Regions from separate parts of the Homo sapiens genome. Here region 1 is linked to region 2. The links are chromatin loops, found by intact Hi-C in ENCODE. Cell type or tissue: transverse colon. All regions are shown on one strand. Links, peaks and the distances in the headings refer to the core of each region. The heading gives the core; the rest is flanking DNA.

Region 1 (10,677 bases), core at 982-8,981, 66 kb before region 2:
TAGAGGCAGGAATGGTGGCTTCCTGCTCTCTGTACTGTCACCATCCCTTAAGCAGCATCTGTAAGTGGCCAGCTCATTAAGCCCTTTCCCCTAGTTTGCAGACTACGTCTCCTGCCAGGATCGGATCAGTAAACCTCAGGACTCTCACAGCCCTACAGGGCAGCTGGAGCCATCCCATTTACAGATGAAGAAACTGACTCAGAATCAAAAACAACAAATCCGGAGCCATCACATTACTCAACTTCAAACTATACTATAAGGTCATAGTCACCAAAGCAGCATGGTACTGGTATAAAAATAGTCACATAGACCAATGGAACAGAATAGAGAACCCAGAAATAAAGCCAAATACTTACAGCCAACTGATCTTTGACAAAACAAACAAAAACATAAAGTGGAGAAAGGAAACCCTATTCAATAAATGGTGCTGGGATAATTGGCAAGCCACATGTAGAATGAAACTGGATCCTCATCTCTCACCTTATACAAAAATCAACTCAAGATGGCTCAAATACTTAAATCTAAGACCTGAAACCATAAAGATTCCAGAAGATAACATCGGAAAAACCCTTCTAGACATTGGCTTAGGCAAAGCCTTCATGACCAAGAACCCAAAAGCAAATGCAACAAAAACAAAGATAAATAGATGGGACCTAATTAAACTGAAAAGCTTCTGCACAGCAAAAGAAATAATCAGGCTGGGCGCAGTGGCTCACGCCTGTAATCCCAACATTTTGGGAGGCTGAGGTGGGCGGATCACGAGGTCAGGCGATCGAGACCATCCTGGCTAACATGGTGAAACCCTGTCTCTACTGAAAAATACAACAAAAATTAGACAGGCGTGGTGGTGTGCACCTGTAGTCCCAGCTACTCAGGAGGCTGGGGCAGGAGAATGGCATGAACCCAGGAGGCAGAGCTTGTAGTGAGCCTAGATCGCGCCACTGCACTCCAGCCTGGGCGACAGAGCGAGACTCCGTCTCAAAAAAACAAAAAAGAAATAATCAGCAGAGTCTGTTAAGACAACTATAAAGTAGGAGAAAATCTTTACAATCTGTATCTCTGACAAAGGACTAACATCCATAATCTACAAAGAACTCAAACAAATCAGCAAGAAAAAACAAACAATCCCATCAAAAACTGGGCTAAGGACATGAATGGAACTAAAAGTAAATCTACCATTTGATCCAGCAATCCCACTCCTAGGTATCTACACAGAGGAAAAGAAGTCATTATACAAAAAATATACGTGCACACACATGTTTATAACAGCACAATTTGTAATTGCAAAAATATGGAACCAATCTAAATGCCCATCAATCAACAAGTGGATAAAGAAAATGTGGTGTATATATACCATGGACTACTACTCAGCCATAAAAAGTAACAAAATAATGACATTCGCAGCAACCTGGGTGGAATTGGAGACCATTATTCTAAGTGAAGCAACTCAGCAATGGAAAACCAAACATCGTATGTTCTCACTCATGTGTGGGTGCTAAGCTATGAGGACGCAAAGGCATAAGAATGATCCATTCATTGGACTTTGGTGACTCAGGGGAAAGGGTGGGTGGTGAGGGATAAAAGATTACACTTTGGGTACAGTGTACACCACTCAGGTGATAGGCGCACCAAAATCCCAAAATCTCAGAAATCACTGCTAAAGAACTTGTTAATGTAACCACTTGTTCCCCCAAACCCTATTGAAATAAAACAAGCACCACTTGTTCCCCCAAAAACTTATTGAAATAAAAAAATTTAAAAATAAAACAAAAAAAGAAAAAGAAAAGAAAAGAAAGGAACTGAAGCTCACAGAGAACTCGCTTCCCCACGGGGCCTTCCTTTATGGGACCCAAGAGCTGAACCACAAATGACCTCCCCCAAAAGCCTGGCATTTGGGCCACCATGGGGCCTGCTGCAGGCCTCTGGCCCAGCCCTGGGCCCAGCTCAGAGTTCAGGTGCCCCCTCAGTGCCCAGGGGCATCCAGGTTCCCCCAGCTGCAGCCCAGCCTGACCCCAGTGCTGACTTCCATGCAAGGAAAGGCAGCCCATTCTCTGTCATCTGCAGGGAGACACCCCCTGCCAGGGGACAGGCTCCAGGCCCCATCCCAGGAGCCAGCTTATCCTCTCTGCTGCCATCCTTCCCATCCTGTGAACTGCTCCTTGTCATTTCCATTCTTCAGGTGGGGAAACTGAGGCACAGATCAGAGCTCGGGAGCAGTGGTTCTGGACTGAAACTTGGGCCCTTCCTAACTGGATCTGCTGTTCCACCCTGAAGAAAGCCCCTCAGCCTCAGGACCCATGGAAGTATTGGGGAAGGTGTGGTAGGGAGTCTAGAGCCCCCTAGAGGCTAAGAGGATTGCAGCCGTGTGCCTGGAGCACTGCAGGCGGTTGGGGAGCAGGTGTCTCCACATCTGGGCTCTGGCCTCCAGAATGGGCATGAGGCCTCTGTGGGGCAGGAGGAGACCGGAGGCTTGCCCTTGGCCCTGCCTCCTCACTTCAGCCTCAGGTCACACCTCCAGCAGGGGCAGCGGCAGGTGGGTGCCTCCAATCCACATAGGGGCTCTCGCTCCCCTGCCCCAGGGCTGCTCCAATATTTGGGCCAGGGATAGAAGACAGCCAGCAATGGCCAGCCTTCAGTTCTTTTCCTATAGATGCCTCTCCCCTTCACCAAGGGAGGAGCCCCCCTCTACCCCCAGCTAGGGATGCCGGTGGAAGGAGCTCTTAGCTCCCCTCGTCACCATCTCCCTTCATTCTCAGCACAGACCTTGGGAAAGGCAACCCAAGGCTCACCTTAGCCTGAGCTCCCCCTGAAAGGACTGCCTGGAAGAAAGGAGTCTGTGTGCAGGAAGTTTTGGTGGGAAGCAATGCCAGGGGATAGGAGTGAGTGAGCCACAGGGGAGCCAGGCAGGGAAGGAGGAAAAGCAGCAGGAGGCACTGCCAACCCGGCCACCTCTGTGGGGTTCTGTGCTCCACCCCAAGGGGCCATCTGTGGAAACCTGTGGGAGGTGCTGAATGCTGTCTGGCCCAGGGATGGCAGAGGGGCACACAGCCATAGGCTCCCATCCATCCACTGGGCCACCCAGTGACCTCGTGCTTCTGGATTGCACTGTGTGAGTGCCAAGCAGTTCCCACAGGCAGTCCTCACAGCATGCCAGCTCTGGCAAGAAGTGAGTTGCAAAGCTGTGCAAAGACCACATGGAAGAGACCATGACAGCACCGTGGCTGGGACAAGCAGGAGGTCAAGAGGATGTGAAGTGGGCACAGAGGTGTCTGATGCAGTCCACGGTTAAAAATAATGGATGTGAAACAGAAAATCTGAAGTATAGCAAGGCCAACAGACCATGCAACGACTGCCGCTGAAAAGATAGTTTATTACTCACAGTTCCTTAGAGGAGGGGGCTGCCCGGGAGGCACTGGGTGGGTCAGGAGGCAGAGGGAGAGAGGACCAGAAGGCAGGAGCCTCCATCATGGAATTAACGGTGAGGTGGGTAAGCAGGTGTAGGGCTGATTTGTTTGAATAATTTCGGGGCTCTGGGGCGCAGGGCTGCCCCTGGTTGTCTGGTCCTGGCCCTTGCGGGGATAGGGCAGAGGGATGGTGGTCTGGAGTGTGAGATTCCAAAAAAGAAGGTAGCTGGGGTGTGGACATTGGGTTGGGTGGTTTTGCATTTGAAAGGTGAGCTCAGAGCGAGTCATGTCATCACCATAGATTGGCCGACCATGAGAGAGGTGGTCCCTCCAGGCTCAGCAAGGCCCCAGGTGTCAAAGCATCGAAACACAGACACTGAAAGAGGTAGTTGCTGAAGGTCACCCGCCACCCCTGACCAGCTCGGCCCTGCTTGTGGTATCACTGAGTCCTGTGTGTCCAGAGCTTAAATCAAGGTAGCGGCCAGCCTGGATCTTTGTTCAATGTTAATACGCAAGTATTGGATGGGTCACAGTCCCTCCTGCTGCACCTGGTCTCAGTGCTGGAACTGATGCTCAGCAGCACCCCCACCTCACCACCTCTTCTGGAAGCCGCCACCTGCGGTCCGTGTGTCAGCTGCTCTGGGACATTTGCCTGGTGGGGTAGCCTGGTCTTCCTTGGGGGTTCTGAGACCTCAGTTGGCTTGCCCTTTTCCAGCTGAGGTTGCTGCAGCTGCCCACTTGTCATTATCCCCAGGTACGGAAGGACCAGGGGAAGCCCCAGAGCCTTCCCTGAGTTTTAGATGTCTCCACCCTGGGCAGCAGCAGTAGTCTTCTCACAGTGGCCAAGTTGATCACCCTCACAAGCAGGCTCACTGCTGGGCTGTGGTTGTGGCTTCAGGTTCAGTGGCATATTTGTCATGTGTCCCATCCCACCATCAAGCCAGGACTGCTAATTTGGCAGAGCGAAACATTGTGGGGCAGGAAGTCTGTGTTCTGCAAAAGGGAATGATGGTGAGCGGGCCTCCTCCCCAAACTCCAGGTGTGTATTCCGGTTCCGGGGCCCAGCCTGGGCTCATTGCATGCACTGCCGCCCACAGGACAAGACCCCAGCCCTCGGGCTGCTAGTCAGGCGGGCACCTGAGCTGAGTCTCCCATGGGCCACTCCTCTTAGACCAGCCACTTCTGAGTAATGTGAAATAAAGTGAGGTCAGGACACCCATTCTTACATTCCTGTTGTCACCTCCTTACAGCAGCTCAGTCCCCTAGTCCAAGGCAATTGTGCAGGATGCCAGGGTTCCCTGAGGAGTAAGCTTTTAAACTTAAGGATTGCATTGTACATAGTGGATTAACTTCTCTCCTGGGTATCTAGTATGGTACCAATTCTGTATCATCCTGGGGTACACTGAGAAAGTCATCACTCGAATCATTTTCTGTGTGTTCGGTTCTGATGGGAAACTGATTGAGAAGCCTCCTGCCCTGCTGGAGAAATGTTGCCACCAGATCCCCATGAGCCCTGGGAAGGGGATGTCAGTGGAGGCTCTGCAGCCAGAAGGCAAACCAGGGTGGGTGCACATGCGAGCTGCTGCCCCTCCATGGGGGGCAGGGTCCAAAGTAACCAACCTACCATTGAGTAGCTGTCAGTCTCAAGGGATGTCTCCAATCACCGACTCAGCATCTGTCTCTGCCACTGTGATTGCTTATTTCCCAGCAACAGTAGCGGAGACCGATGGCTCCACTCTTGCCCTCCTGGTGCCTCTGTTCATAAACCGCTTGTGCAAGCGCTGGAGTGGCCAAGGACACAGGCTGACTGGCGGCCACTGACCAGGTCAGGCTCCCCTGGTTGTCACATCTGTCTGTGGTAGATGCACACACTTTGTGCCCAACCTGTCCTTTAACCCCAGACCTCCTGGCCTCAGATCTCCCAAGCTCGCTCCTTCTGGGTCCATGGCCAGCCAGCCTGGCCACACAAGTTCATGCCACTCCCTCCTCAGGTCAGGGTCTCTCCCTACAGCTGGAGCCATTGAGGGCACTGCTTACAGGGCTGCCCGAAGCACTGCTCCTCTACAGGGGCGCTCCTGGGAACTGTAGAACAGCATGGGGGTCCATATTTGGTTGCAGACCCGTCTGTGGGCCAGGCCTTCATTTTTAATTCTATCAGGTGGCCTTAGGGGACCCTCCCATGAAGCCATAGGTGAGCCCAGGAATAGGTGTCAGCGCAACAGAGATGGGTGACAGGGAGTCTGGGCCTCCTCCGCAGACCTGCTCAGGTCTGGACCTGAGCGCCTCCGCCTTCTGTCACACAATGGGTGGCCACTGTGCCAGCCATCCAGCCACCTCAGGACTCAGTGGATCTGATCACAGCCAGCTGCTTGCTGTCACAGGGTCACTGGATGTCCCAGGCTCTGCAGGGCCCAGCAGCATTCCAGGAGCTCCTTCTAGGACAGCACGCCCTCGCTGCAGGACTCTAAGCAACTTCCTACCAGAACTGGCCGGAGATCCCGCACGAAGGCGTGTCTGTTGCCATCACATTGTGTGGCCAGGCCTCAGGGCAGATTGACCACAGTCAGAGCCTTCTGCCGGGGCCTGTCTTGCTCTGGGGCCCACTCAAAATGTGTAGCCTTTGAGCTACCTGATGAATGCAGAGCAGTGTCCCCAAGGCTGATAGCTGCTGCATCCCAGTCCCAGAAGGCCCACTAAATGCTGTGCCTCTTTCTTTGTGGTAAAAGGTGTGAGGGGCAATAGCTTCTCCTTTTCCCCAAAAGAGATTTCACAGCCTGCCCCAGAGCTTGGGATCCCTCAGGTCCCCACGGATACAGCAAGCCCCATGCATCTTACCAAGATAACCAGGGTGCATGCCACACTGCTTCCCGGGCCTGCTTAGCACGGCTTCAGCAGCAGAGTGGACCAGCACAACATTCCATGGCACATTAGTTCCTCCTATGGCACACTAAGCTTTTTTAACTCTGATTCAATGGAACCTTTTCACACTGTTAAACTGCACATATGCTATGATGCATTATTACACCAGTGATTCCAGCTACATATTTTTTGGCCTCTCTTGGTCTTGGGTATCTAGGGGTCCAGAGGGATGTGGAATTACACTCATTCAGGTTCATGATGATTATTTTGGGTAGTGGGGTTTGGGAGTGATTATTTAATTTTGTTTTTTAATTTCTCTGTATTGTTTAAGTTTTAGAGTACGCAAGTTTTGTTGTGATTAAATAACATTTGAACATTCAGTAAAAATTGCTGAATGTATCATTTCAGCCAAAATGCTGGAGTCAGGTGAGTTTAGATGGGAACCAGGGGTGACCTAAGAGAACAGTGGGGGAGTGAGAAGCCGGGCTCCCCTGGAGGTGGGCTGGAGGCTGTCCTGGAGGTGGACTGGAGGCTCCGCTGGAGGTGGACTGAAGGCAAACCTGGATGTGCTCCAGGCCCAGGTTCACATCAAGGGGCATGATCTGCTAGGGAGGGTGTTGGAAACCGTCCGGACCTTTCAGGAGCTAAGAAGTCAGAAGTAGGTCCAGATCTCAGGAAAGAGGCTGACAGGATGAGACAGGGACGATGTCTATTCCAGCAGGCTGGAGGTGAGAGAGGCCCCAGTGTCATTAAAACAGACCCAGTGGGCAGGGAAACAAAAACAGTATCGGAGGCACTTATGTGATCCTTCAGCCGTACAGTGCTCTAAACCCTTATTCATATCTTCCAAACAACCGCAATAAGTAGGGTCTATAGTTATTCCCATTTTATAAATGTGGAAACTGAGGCAAGGAAAACTTTAATACTTCCCTGAAGGAAACTGAGGCAGGAGTCTAGATCTAGACATGGGGTCAGCATTAATTCCCTCACCCATGCATTGTTTTCAACAAATATTTCCATGTACCTGGTGCTGTTTCTGGTACTGAGAAAACAGAAGGCACCAACCGTCCCCCAACATACCCTGCCCCCAGGGCAGCCCCACCTGGTAGGGAGGATGCATGCAACATGGAAACACACAGATTTATTGTTACAAACAAGGACAGGGCCTTGAAGCAAGAGTATACAAGATGCTCACCTGGCTAGGGGGTCAGGGCAGGGCTCCTGGAACAAAGAATATTTTAGCAGAAGCTGAAAGAATCCATAGAAGTTAGAGGTTGAAGAACATTCTGGGCAGAGGGAACAGCATGTGCAAGGGCCCTGTGGTGAGCAGGAGAGTCGTTCATTAGGGGCTTCAAAAGCAGTGCCACATAGGGATTAGCAAGCAAGAGGGAGTCTGGTGGGAGATGGGAATGAAGAGGTGGCAGAACGTTGTGCCTAGGAGAAGGAGTTTGGATTTCATTCTTGGCTGGACGGTTTTGAATAAGGCAGTAACTGGTCTAATTGACATTTTCACAGAACACTAGCTGCTGCATAGAGTCAGGAGGCAAAGGAGGATGCAGAAAGACCCGCTAGGCGGTGATCGTGGTAACGTGGGCGAGAGGGGGTGGCTGCCTGGGCCGCAGCAGGGAAGGGGCTGCCCTCCTTAAGATTTCTTGCAAGTCCCTCACACTCTCACTTAGAGCCCTTCAGCTAGAACTTAGTCCCATGGCCACACCTAACTGCAAGGGAGCCTAAGAAATGTGATCTCTATTCCCAGCACCCCTGTGCCATGGAAGACTCTGGCATTCTGTTTCTAAGGAAGAAAAGGGGGATGGATATTGCGGCAGACATCTAGCAGCTCTGCCAGTGTGATTTCATTTTCTTTTATTTTTTCATGGATGTGCCATAATTTTTCCCCCGCTTGGTTGAGGTGCAGTTGACAGTCTGCCACTGTGATTCAGACTTGGTAGTGGTGATGGTGCCAATGAGGCTGGAAGTGGTAGAGGTTAGGTATTAGGTGGTGGTAGGCGTGAGGTGGCAATGCTGGCACTAGGGGTGGCAATGAGGATGTTTCTGGTGGCCATGGTGGCTTCCTGAAGGTGGGAGCAATGATGGCCGGCAAGGTGGGGGTCCAAGTACTGGTGGTGCATGTGAGGTGATAGAGAAGGTGGTGGTGGCAGAGGTGATGGTAGAGTCTCATTGATGGTGATGGACATGGTCATGGTGATGTTTGAGGTGATGCTGGTGATACTGATGTGTAAGGCAACAATATTGATCTTGCCGATACAGAAGGTGACAGTAGTAGTGGCAGTGATGGGTTTCTGTTAGTAATGATAGTGATGCCTGTAGCAGTGGTGATGATGTTGCTAACACAAAAGGTGATAATAACACTAAAGGTGATAATAACGCGGTGATGATGTTGCTAACACTAAAGGTGATAATCCCTGAGTATCTGGGATTACAGATGCGTGCCACCACACCCAGCTAATTTTTGTATTTTTAGTAGAGACAGGGTTTCGCCATGTTGTTCACGCTGGTCTTGAACTCCTTGACCTCATGATCCTCCGGCCTCGGCCCCCCAAAGTGCTGGGATTACAGGCGTGAGCCACCGCGCCCGGCCCAATCCTCCCACTCTCTAAAGAGACATTAAGAAATGTCTCCCTCCCCAAATCTCTAACCTCTCCCCTGCTGTCCTCTGTTGCTAACACTAAAGGTGATAATGATGGTGGTGATGGTGATAATGGTGGGGATAGTGATGATGGTGGTGGTGGAGATGGTGATGATGGTGATGGTGGTGGTGGTGATGATGGTGGTGCTGCTGCTACTGATGGTGGTGGTGGTGGTGATGGTGACAGTAGTGGTGGTGCTGGAGGTGATGGGGATGGTGATGGTGGTGATGGTGGTGGTCGTGATAGTGGTGGTGGGGATGGTGATGATGATGGTGGCAGTGGTGATGATGGTGGTGATGGCAATGATGGTGGTGGTGGTGCTGCTGGTGGTGCTGGAGGTGGTAGGGATGATGATGGTGGTGATGGTGGTGGTGGTGATGGTGATGATGGTGGTAGTGATGATGGTAGTGGTTGTGGTGATGGTGATGGTGGTGGTGGTGCTGGAGGTGGTGGGGGTGGTGATGGAGGTGGTGGTTGTGGTATGAAGATAGTGGTGGTGGTGGTGGTGGTGATGATGGTGGTGGGGATGGTGATGGTGATGGTGATAGTAGCAATGGTGATGGTGGTGGTGGTAGTGGTGATGATGATAGTGGTGGTGGTGGTGATGGTGATGGTGGTGGTGGGGATGGTGATGATAGTGGTGGTGGTAATGATAGTGGTGCTGGTGGTGGTGGTGATGGCGGCGATGGTGGTGGTGGTGGTGCTAGAGGTGGTGGGGATGGTGATGATGGAGGTGGTGGTGTTTATGGTGACGGTGGTGGTGGTGAAGGTGATAGTCATGGTGGTTGTGTTGGTCATGGTGGTGATGGAGGTGGTGATGGTGACAGTGGTGGTGATTGTGACGGAGGTGGTGGTGATGGTGGTGGTGGTGATGGAGGTGGTGATGGTGATAGTGATGGGTATGGTGGTGGCGATGGTGGTGGTTGTAATAATGATGGAGGTGGTGTTCATGGTGATGATGGTGATGGTGGGAGTCATGGTTATGGTGATGGTGGTGGTAGTGGTGGTGCTGGTAGTGCTTGTGCTAGTGGTAAAGCTGATGTTCATGGTAAGGGTAATGATTTTGCCGACACCAATATAATGTGTTATGGCTGTAATGGTGATGGTAACTGATATAATTTGGATATTTGTCCCTCCAAATCTCATGTTGAAATGTAATTCTCAATGTTGGAGGTGGGGCCTGGTGGGAAGTGATTGGATCATGGGGGCAGATTTCTCATGAATAGCTTAGCACCATCCACTTGGTGCTGTCCTTGTAATAGTAAAAGAGTTCCCACAAGATCTCGTGTTTAAAAAGTGTGTGGCACCTCCCCCACACTCTCTCATTCCTGCTTTCACCATGTGATATGCCTGCTCCCACTTCACTTTCTGCTATGATTGTAAGCTTCCTGAGGCCTCCCCAGAAACCGAGCGGATGTTGGTACCATGCTTGTACAGCCTGCAGAACCGTGACCCAATTAAACCTCTTTTATTTATAAGTTACCCAGCCTCAAGTATTTCTTTACAGCAACACAAGAACGGCCTAACACAGTAACGTTAGCAGTAATGGCAATGGGCATGGTGGTGGTGGTGGCAACGGTGCTGACAATGGCTTTAATTTCTCTATCCTCCTTATCCCAGAGTCAGGAAATTGGGTCAGTCTACTTGTTCTTTAATTTTCTTTCAGACTTGTCCTCTTCCTCCTTATGCAAAAACAAATTCCCTAAGTCCAGCCTTCCCCTCTGAGGCTCACATCAGTAGGCCATCCCACCACTCCCACTCTTGTT
Region 2 (10,677 bases), core at 1,036-9,035:
ATATCCATCTGGGATAAAATAAAATTGCACTCGTCTTAGAGATCCAAATCAACTTCAGATGGATTAAAACTTTGAATGTAAAAAACATAAATGACTAACAGTCCTGCAAAATATCTTGGAGACAACCTGTGCCATCTGGAGAGTGGGAAGAGCACATGCAAAGGCCAAGGGGTGGAGCAGCCCAGCATGTTCTGGAAAAGGTAGGGCTCCCCAAGGCTGGGATGATGGTGGAGACCTGGGTGTGTGGGAGCACAGGGGTGGGGGCCCGTGGGCCAGGAATGCACAGAGAGGGGCTGGTGCTCTGCCGCAGGCCCAAGCCCCCAAAGCCCGGTCATTCCCAGCACCATCTTCACGGGTTTCTGCCCAGGTCTTTCTGCTGCATCTCTTCCTCCCCCGATTCCTTAATCATTTTTTTTAAAATCAGTTCATGTCTTTGTAAACCAAATTATTTCTAAAAGGCAAATTTATATTACTGCCGAAATCAAGGGTCAGTGAGCTAGTTGTGTATGTTCTGAATCACATGGAAATAAATGCATCGAACATTAAGAAGGAAAGAGTGTCTAGCGTTAGCTACCTTGGTGTGCTGGGCTCAATGTGCATTTTGGAAGTTGCCCTGCCACCTTGTGGGCAGGAGGGACTGGATGAGTAGGGAGTCGGAGTGAGCATGAAGGTGACCAGAAAGTCCATTCCTTAGAAAGTGAGGAGGTGGCAGCCAGGGTCCAGGCCTGGGCCCTGCCTGCCCCCTCCTCACACACCAGCCTCCCGTCTGTCATTCTAGAACCTGACCACTTCCCGCCTCAACAAGCAGCCGGCCTGGTCCTAGCTCTCGCCTGGACTACTGGAATAGCCTCCTTGCTGGAAGTCCTCAACTTCCCCACTTTCTGTTCATAGTACAGTGGCCGGCGGGGGCCCGTGAGGATAGAAGTCAGGCCAGGTGCAGTGGCTCACGCGTGTAGTCCCAGCACTTCAAGAGGCCAAGGTGGGTGGATTGCTTGAGCCCAGGAGTTCAAGACCAGCCTAGGCAACACAGTTAAACCCCATCTCTACAGAAGATACAAAAGTTAGCTAGGCGCAGTGGCGCACGCCTGTAGTCCCAGCTACTTTGAAGACTGAGGCGGGAGGATCACCTGAACCCAGAAGGTCATGGCTTCAGTGAGGCTGATTGTGTCACTGCACTCCATCCTGGGCAACAGAGTGAGACCCTGTCTCAAACAAAAACAAAAAAAGATGTAAGTCAAACCTGTCCCATCTGCGCCACACCCTCCCGCAGCACCCGGGTCCCTCTTGGCCTCTTTGGTCTCATTCCCTTTGCTTGCTCCACTCCAGCCCCACTGGCTTCCTTCTTGTTTCTCAAACAGCTGGCACACATCCACCCCAGAACATTGGCACTAGCTGTCCCTGTACCCAGATACCACATGGCTTCCTCATACTTTGGGCCTGGTCACCTTCTTGGACCACCTCCTGATGAACTGTGGGTGACAGCTGGAGCACAGGTGGGTTCTGGAAGCCCTGCAGCCTGGGGTCAGGATGAAGATTACCCAGGGCCAGCAGGCAAGCCTGAGAGGCCGGTCTCCAGGCTTTGCAGCTCCCGGCAAGAGGTCCCAGAGGTCTTGCCCTTCCAGAGATGAATGCTTGAGGCCCAGAACATGGGGCCATCCGGAGCCAAGGCCTGGGATGTTAGAGGAGGGGAACTCGGGACTCCATGCAAGGACCACGGGTCAGCCCTGTGCCTGTCCAGACCACCTGCATGGGACACAGCAGGGGCCCAGAACTGGGCATCCAGTGGATCACTGCAGCAGCATCTGTGTGTCCATATCCAGGTAGCCGCACCCAGATTTTCCCTCCAGGGACCACCCCCTCCCACTCTCAGTTCAAGGTGGTCCATGTGGAGCACCCACCTCTGGCCCAGCCAGTCAGAGCCATCCTGGCTGATTGATTCTGGGCACATGACTCTGGAGGATCCATGGAGAGTCCAACCTGGAAACTTGGCAAGAATCCTCGGGGACTGCCCTCCTGCTGGGGTCATGTGGCACTGGGAGCTGCGGTGGCCATCTTTACTGCCACCCAGGAGAGCCTGCCGGAGAGTGAGACCAACACAGAGCAGCAGAGACAGAGACAGACTGGCTCCCGAGCGTTCAGCCCCAGTGCCGGAAGCCAGCTAGAGCCCTGGCCTTTTCAGTGACATGAGCCAATGACAACTCCCAGTTCTCTCCCTCCGGTCAATCTGAAGCCGGGTTTTTGCCTCTTACAACTGAAAGAGTCCTGGTGGTCACAGGCATGGCTGATTAAAGATGCCCACCAGGTCTTTGTTACACCCTCATATACTTGGGGCCTTGAATGTGGGTGTGCTCTGAGATGACTTGACCAGGAGAATACGGTAGCAGTGACACTGCAGTTTCCAGCCCAGGCCTGAAGAGATGATTAGCGCCCACTCCTTGCTTCTTGAAAGTCTCTCCTTGGGAGTCCTGGGCTGCTATGTTAAAAATCCAACTGCCCTGAGGCCACCATGATGTGAGGAGGCTGGAGCCAGGTGGAGAGGCCATGGTGGCGAAAGAGCTGCCGGACCAGTTCCCATTGCCCCAGCCCCCAGCCATCTGAGTCATCCCCACTGAGGACACAGATATCACAGAGCAGATACGAGCTATCCCTGCACCGCCCATCCAGATTCTTTACCCAGTTTGTGAGATATAATAATAATGAACTGTTTTAGGCCACTGAGTTTTGGGGTCATTTTTAAAGCAGCAATAGACAGATGGAACAATAGTAATGAGCAAAGGGCCACATATACCTATTGGATTGGGAAGCAAGACAGAGATGGGGCTGCCACTGTGCGCAGGATCGACTCACCTCCTTGGGAATTCTTATACACGCCCGTATGAGTGCAGGATGCATGAGTAGGATAGTGGAGCCGAAAGGGTCTTGATAGCAGATGGCCTTGAATTTGAGTCCCTACTCTGCTGTAAGATCAGCTCTGAGTCCCAGGGCTATGTTATTTCCCCTCCTCGAGCCTCAGTTTCTTCACCTATCATATAAAAATATTAGTACTGTGTTGCTAGGATGAGATTCAGCTGCACATAACAAGGAGATACAAATTTTTTTTTCTGTCATGTGAAAATTCACAGGTAGGCAATCCAGGGCTACTATATCACTCCCTGGTGTCAGAAAGCAAGGTTGGCTTTCGTCGCCTCACATTCCAAGATGGCTGTTACAGCCTCACCATTGTATCTACATTCCAGGGAGCAGCAAGGAGGAAGTGAATAAAGAACAAAATGTTCACATCAGCTGTCTCTTAAGGAAGTCCCCTGAAAGCTGACACATCCACTTGTATCCCATTGGCTAAAGCACAGTCACATGACCATATCTAGCTGCAAAGGAGGCTAGGGAATGTAGTCTTGCTCTGGGAAATCATGTGCTCAGCTAAAATTCTATGGAGGAATAATAGCTTTTGGAAGATACCTGACAGTCTCTGCCAAAAGTATCTATGTCAAGAGTTTATGTAATGACTGACGTGATTTTGAAGAGGTTTTGTTTTGAACCTCTGCTGCATGCCAGTTTCCACAAAACTAACTGCAAAAGACATAATCAGGTCTTTTGTAGGACATGGCACAGGGGCTGACACATAGTAGGTGCCCAGTAAATGAGGCGTCCTTGTTTGCTCTTCTAGCTGCACACCTTGCTGCTCTCCTCAATGGTGTTTCTCTGCCCCAACCCTCCAAGGATGAGCTCCCTCCCCAAGAGGATACCCTGTTTCATTTTCTTCACATCATTTACCATAACTATTTGTTTCTTAATTTGTTCATCATCCATCTCTCTCCACTCTAATATACACAACACGAAGAGAGGGAGAGTATCTCTAGGGTCCCACCAAGGAAATAGAAGTCACTTGAAAAGTGTAAAGCTTAATTTAAAAGTTAAAATTCAGAGATGTGATTGTGCAGGTGATGGAATTGCTAAGAACAGGGGACAATGAGGCAGCACAGAAATTAGGAGCAAGAAGCTGTTACCTCCCCAGGGTTGGAGGGGCAATGGGAGGAGATGGCATTACCAGAGCCCAAGGCCTGGGTGACACAGGGAGACTCAGCAGGCCTGTCCAGTGGGAGCTGTAGCTGTAGGAAAGACAGAGCCACACCAGAGATGCCACCTGAGATGAAGAGGAAGGGGGAGAATACCCTGGCTCCTCCCTTGTTCACTCCAGGGCCTCTCATTGGCTGAATCCAGCAGGAATCCAGCTGGCCTCACACCTTGGGGCTAAGCTCCCCTCCCTGATGGGTGACACAGAGCCAAGGGATGGGATAACAAGAGCTAAGGGCAAACTAGCCCGGGGCTGGCACTGGTGACTTCATCTGTCTTGTTATCTTCTGCATCTGGAGCTTCAAAGGCACAGCCTGGCACACGGTAGGACCTCAATAAACAGTGGATGAATAGATTGGGGTTCTCAACTCACCTTAGCACCTATAGAAGCTGTTTAGAGTCCACAAAACAACTCTTGTACCTGTGAGGGCTCCTAGGTGCTAGGCCCACAAAGGGAGGCATGTTATGGCCGTGGCATTCTGCTTGGCCAGGATCCGAGAGGAGCCTCCCAATTGGAGGATTTAGCCCAAGTTGCTTCATTCCCTGTCCAGTGGAGCCTGGCCTCTCTCTCAGCCTCCATCAACACCCAGAATCCTCCATGATGAGCTCCTATCCCACCAGGGCAGAGAGTGGGCATGTCCTCATCAGGGAGAGAAAGGACAGAGACAGACAGACAGGAAGAGAGAAACAGCCATGCAGCCAGGGCTGGGGCTCTGCTTGCCATTGCCCTCTATGCACTCTAACTGTGGCAAAACCTGTGCAAAGTACATGGATGCTACCAACCACTGGCAAAGGAATAGGAAGCATATTCCTGTGGCCCGGCAAATGCGTGGGGATGGCTTCATCCACATCCTGCAGGAAGAAATTAAATTAATTGACAGGTCCAAATGTGAGTGGACAGGTGGGGCAGCAGGAGCTCTGCACGCCACTGGTGGGAGTGTTTTTTGGAAAGTGCACTTTGTAAGAGAATTTGGCAACACTAACAAGGACGTGTGTACAGGTGAGCTCAGCAGTTCCCTGCACAGGTAAAATCTCAGCAGCATCCACTGATATAAACACAACCACAGTAACAACGCCTGGGAGCCACCCAGGTCCATTCACAGGAGAAAGGATAAATGAACCATGTCATGCCCACACAATGGAATACTCGACAGCAATGAAGACGAACAACAGTGTCACGCATCAACGCAGATGTACCTCCCAACAATACTGTGAGAGAAAAAGGCAAGTCACCAAAGAACACGTATGTATGAGGCCATTCAAATAGCTCTTCTGGATTTCACTCCTGGGGATGTCAAGGACCCACTAGAGTTTCCAAGCCATGTTCACATGTCACCTCCTTGACTAAAGGGACATGACCAATAAATGCAATGTGGGGTCCTGAACTGGATCCTAGAGCAGGACAGAAATAGCTATAAAGGACATTCTTGGGACAATTGACGTTTAGATATGGATTGTGGGGTTCGATCATAGTATCATATCAATGCAAATTGTCCTAGCTCTGATAAGCATATGTGTTTATGTAAGAGAATGTCCTTGTTTTTAGGGAACAAACACTGAAATATACAATAGTAGAGAGGCATCATGTCTCCACCATACTCTCAGATGGTTCAGGAGAAATATGCGTGTGTCTCCGTACATATTAATATAGAGAGAATGGTACAGCCAGTGGGACAAGTTGTAAGCAATTGGTGAATCTAGGTAAAGGGTATATGGGAAATTGCATCAAAATTAAAAGTTATGAACATGGGGGAGAAAACCCAGTTCTTCTATAAAAACAGCCTCCAGCCTCTCCCTCCAGCACAACCTGTCCCCACACGTGGGGCACCCGGCACCCATGCTCTGGCTCTTGTCTCTCTGGGTCTTAGTCCCACTTAGCACCCCACACCCAAAGGTCATGTTTTCACAGATGTGTACCCTCAAGACTAAACACACACTTGAGGCATTCATGTGACTATACATATTTATGGAAAAAGAAAATTCTTGGGCTCACAAAACTGAACGCTCCAGGGTGGACTGTCTCAGGTGGCCTTAATCGGGGTGCTGACAACATCCAGACGAGCACGCAGGCTTCTCTCCCTGCCACGGCGGTGCCATTCTCCAACGGACTCTGCCGCCGTGGCTGCAAGATGGTGGCAGCAGCTCCAACCCCTGCACCCTTTTGTGGCCAAGTCCAGTGGGAAGAATGTGAGGTCTTCTTCCAGAAGCTTCTGCAGATTCTCATTAGCTTCAGCTGGGTCATGTGTCTGTCATCCCTGACCTGGCCTCTGGGGTCAGGAAGGCACCATGGTCAGACTGGCCAGGCCTGAGCCCCAAGCCCCAAGTCCAACCTCTTCACAAAGCACAGCTGGCTGGGGCAGAGCGGTGCCCCCAGTGGAAAATCAAGATGCAGTTTCAGAAGGATGGAAATGGATGCTGGGTGGCGAAACGGCAGAAACCCACCCCGGCCCACGCCCTTGCCTGTCCAAAATCCATGCACATGCTTCTTCCCATGCTCCCTCTGGGGGAGGTGTGCTAGGCAGCACAGATGTATGCACAGCTCCCCACAGATGCCACCCTCATCCTTGGAAACTGTCAATGCCCATGAATTTGTTACCTCACGTAGCAAAAGAGACTTTGCAGATGTAATTAAGGCTGCTCGTCAGTTGACCTTAAAATAGGGAGAGTGTCTTGGATCATCCACATGGGCTCAGTGGGTCACACAAGCCCTTAAAAGCAGAGAACTTTCCATGGCTGGTGGCAGAGGTAGAAAGGACATTGGAAAGAGACAGCATGGGGGAAAGGGAGATTTAAAGCTTGGGAAGGAAGGATGGAAAGCGCGACTGCTGCTTTGAAAACAAAGGAAGCCTCAGGCCACGTAGCAAAGAAATGGAGACCCCAGGCCTGCAATCATAAGCGACTGAATTCTGCTCACAACCCTAATGAGCACCTCCGGGAAAGAGCCCAGCCTGCCAACACCTCGATTTTGCCTTGTAAGCCCCTAAGCAGAAAATACAGTTGAGGCACTCTCTGCCCAGACTTGCAGTGCACAGAAACTGTGATGCTAAATGGATGTTGCTTGAAGCTGCTCAGTTGGTGGCACTTTGTTACAGCAGCAATGGAAAATGAATACTGGAGGTAACACTGTCTCTCCCAGTGACAGGTCCGGCTCCAGGAGCTGGACCCCAGTGACCGTGTTACAGTCTAGGCTTAAGGCCCCCCTCACTCCCAACCTCACCTGTGCAGAGAGGGAAGGAAAAGTGCCATGTCAACCCCCAGTAAGGGAAAGGAGGATGGGAGACCCCTAGCCTGCAGCACATCCAAAGCCCTGCTAGAAAAATACTGAGAAATGTTAGACATTGAGCTACCACAGGACCCAGGATTACAACTCCTGGGTATCTACCCAAGGCAAATGAAAACATGTGTCCCCAGAAAAATTTGCACACAATGTTCATAGCAGCATTATTTATAATAATTGAGAAATGGGAATAGCCCAAATGCCCATCAGCTAATGAATAGATAAACAAAATATGGCATAGCTATACAATGGAATATTATATGGCCCTAAAAAGTAATGAAGAAGCCAGACATAAAAGGCTTTGTGTGATTCCATTTCCAGACAGAAAGCAGATTAGTAGTTGCTGCAGGCTGGCGGGAGGGAGGAATGGAAAGTGGCTGCTAACAGGAACACGGTTTATTCTGGGGGCAATGAAAGTGTTCTAAACTTAGATGTGATGATGGATGTACAACTGCGTGAATATACTAAAAAGCATTGAATGGCATTGAATGGTTCATCTTAAATGGGTGAATTTTATAGTGCGTGAATTATATAGATAAAGATGTAAAAGATTTGTTTAACATCAATAAAGATGTAAAAAAAAAAATGTTGAGTTTCTTGGGCAGCCAGTTCAACTGCCCAGCCCTGCCCTCTAGGAGGAAAACGAGTACTCCCTGCCCACCCTTCACCATTCCCACATCTGAAGTGGGCATTGGGGATCTCAGTTCTCTAGTGGCCAGTTCCTAATGGTGCAGATTCTAGACTGCAGAGATTGCTTGGGCTTGGAAATAACATCACAGACTTTTTCAAAAAAATTTTTGTCTTGTTTTTGTGTTTTGTTTTGCTTTTTGTTTGCTTGTTTGTTTGTTTTTACCAGACTTGAAGTTTTGGGGCAGTACAACTCCATCAAAAAAATTTTGACCTCAAGTGATCTGCCCATTTCAGCCTCCCAAAGTGCTGGGATTACAGGCATGAACCACCGCACCCAGCCTCCATCAAAAATGTATTAGGCATTTCCCTGTCTTTATTTTTAAATATATATATATTGTAGTCTGGGCATGGTGGTTCACACCTGTAATCCTAGCACTTTGGGAGGCTGAAGAGGGAGGCTTGCTTGAGCCCAGGAGTTCAAGACCAGCCTGGGCAACATAGCAAGAGCTCTTCTCTACTAAAAATAAAAATTAAAAAAAATTAGCCAGGCTATGTGGTACATGCCTGTAGTCCTAGCTACTCAGGAGGCTGAGGCAGGAGGATTGCTTGAGCCCAAGAGTTCAAGATTGCAGTGAGCTATGAGTACACCACTGCACTCCAGTCTGGGCAACAGAGCCAAACACTGTCTCAAAAAAAAATTACATATATATATATATATATATATATATATATAGAGAGAGAGAGAGAGAGAGAGAGAGAGAGATGTGTGTGTATATACATATATATACTTCAGGCACACAAAAAATTAGATCGAATAATATAAAAAACACCTATATACCCAACACCTAGCTTATATATTAAGTATTAAAATGTCACCAATACAGTTGAAGCAGGAATACAGTTGAAATTGAAAATGTAGTTAAAATACAATTATAGTTGTAGTTGAAATGTACTACATGCTAGATAGAATGTACAACTTTCTTATGACTTTGGGGTGGGAGGTGATTTTCTGAGCATTGCACAGAAAGCAGAAGCTGTAAAAAGTGAATGCTTCCTTGGATTCCTTGGACTATATAAAAATTTCAACTTCTGCCTGGTGAAGATACTGTAAACAAGTTTAAAAGATAAACAAATAGATCGAGAGAATATTTGCAATGTATACAGTGAATCAATATCTACAATATGCAAAGTGTTCCCAAAAAAAATAAGAAAAAGAAAAAAAAACCAGTAGCAAAATAGGCAATTCACACAGGAAGAAATATAGTGGTCAATTAAGTTATGAAAAGTATGCCCTTATTCATAATCAAATAAATGAAAACTTAAAACAATGATGAGATACCATTTTTCAGTTAGCAGACTGGCAAAAAAAAAATTCATGCAAATAACAAGAGCAATAATATCCATCCAACGGCAAGCCTACAGGAAAGTAAGCATTCTTCTACACTATTGGCAGGAATATAAATTGAAGCAACCTTTTTGGGAGAGCAATTGCCTGGAATCTATGTTAATGTAAATTGTACATACCCACAATCACACCCTTAGTAATACAGTGTTCAGAAATACTAGCACTTAAGAAAATAAATGAAAAAACAATAAAAGCATTAGAAACATCTTTTTTTTTTTTTTTTTTTTTTGAGATGGAGTCTCACTCTGTCGCCCAGGCTGGAGTGCAGTGGTGCGATCTCGGCTCACTGCAACCTCCGCCTCCCAGGTTCATGCCATTCTCCTGCCTCAGCCTTCCGAGTAGCTGGGACTACAGGTACCCACCACCACGCCTGGCTAATTTGTTATATTTTTAGTAGAGACAGGGTTTCACCGTGTTAGACAGGATGGTCTCTATCTCCTGACCTTGTGATCCGCCTGCCTCGGCCTCCCAAAGTGCTGGGATTACAGACGTGAGCCACCACGCCTGGCCAGAAACATCTTTAAGTCCATAAATATGGACTGATTAAATAGATGTTGATTATAACCACAACATGGCTTTTCATCCACCTTTTTAAATAATTGGTTCATTTATGTGCTGATAGGGAATGTTTTCCACAATTTCTTTACAAGTCACTCCACAGCTACTTCAGTGGGGGAGCAGGGAGTGTATATATGGGAACTCTCTGTACCTTCTTCCCAATTTTGCAGAGAACCTAAAACTGCTCTAAAAAAATTGAGTATTTAAAATCAAATTTTAGAATAATAGACATATTATGGCCCCATTCATATTTTAAAACCGTGTATGATATTATGTGTATATATATATATATATATATATGTCCATTCTTTAGGGTTACCTATTTGTCTAAAAGTGGCATCATTTGAATTGTAATAACAAACATTATATTTCTTTTGTAATCTAAAAAAACACCTTAAAAATCTAATAAAGAATGTATTATAAGGCTGGGCACAGTGGCTAACCCCTGTAATCCCAGCAGTTTGGGAGGCCAAGGTGGGCAGATCACTTGAGGTCAGGAGTTCAAGACCAACATGGCAAAACCTCGTCTCTACTAAAAATACAAAAATTAGCTAGATGTGGTGGTGCACGCCTATAATCCCAGCTACTTGGGAGGCTAAGGCAAAAGAATTACTTCAACCCAGGAGGCAGAGGTTGTAGTAAGCCAAGATGGTGCCATTACACTCCAGCCTGGGCAACAGAGAGAGACTTTGTCTAAAAACACAACAAAAAAAGAATGTATTATAAGTATGTGATT

Evidence for each region. A loop is a pair of places that touch in the nucleus more often than their neighbours do. Peaks named below come from ENCODE experiments on the same cell type or tissue, not always from the same donor. Only the 100,000 strongest peaks of a DNase experiment are listed, where the experiment ranks them.
Region 1: it touches region 2 in a loop (16-fold over the local background); 4 of 110 quality-filtered maps call a loop at or near these places.

What each region holds. Positions count from the first base shown.
Region 1 is chr3:128,436,373-128,447,049 of GRCh38, forward strand. No RefSeq gene overlaps it. Among named protein-coding and RNA genes, the nearest start is that of DNAJB8-AS1, 22 kb to the right of the region's middle. In transverse colon, for the core only: no CTCF peak of the experiment used is centred there; no DNase peak of the experiment used is centred there; H3K27me3 peaks cover 2,027 bases.
Region 2 is chr3:128,502,662-128,513,338 of GRCh38, forward strand. LOC90246 (a long non-coding RNA gene) reads left to right here and starts at 5,174. Exons shown (of 1, transcript NR_026954.1): 1 at 5,174-7,934. It overlaps GATA2-AS1 (GATA2 antisense RNA 1), which reads left to right. Exons shown (of 3, transcript NR_125398.1): 3 at 1-546. RefSeq lists an enhancer at 1,531-2,730. In transverse colon, for the core only: no CTCF peak of the experiment used is centred there; no DNase peak of the experiment used is centred there; H3K27me3 peaks cover 6,322 bases.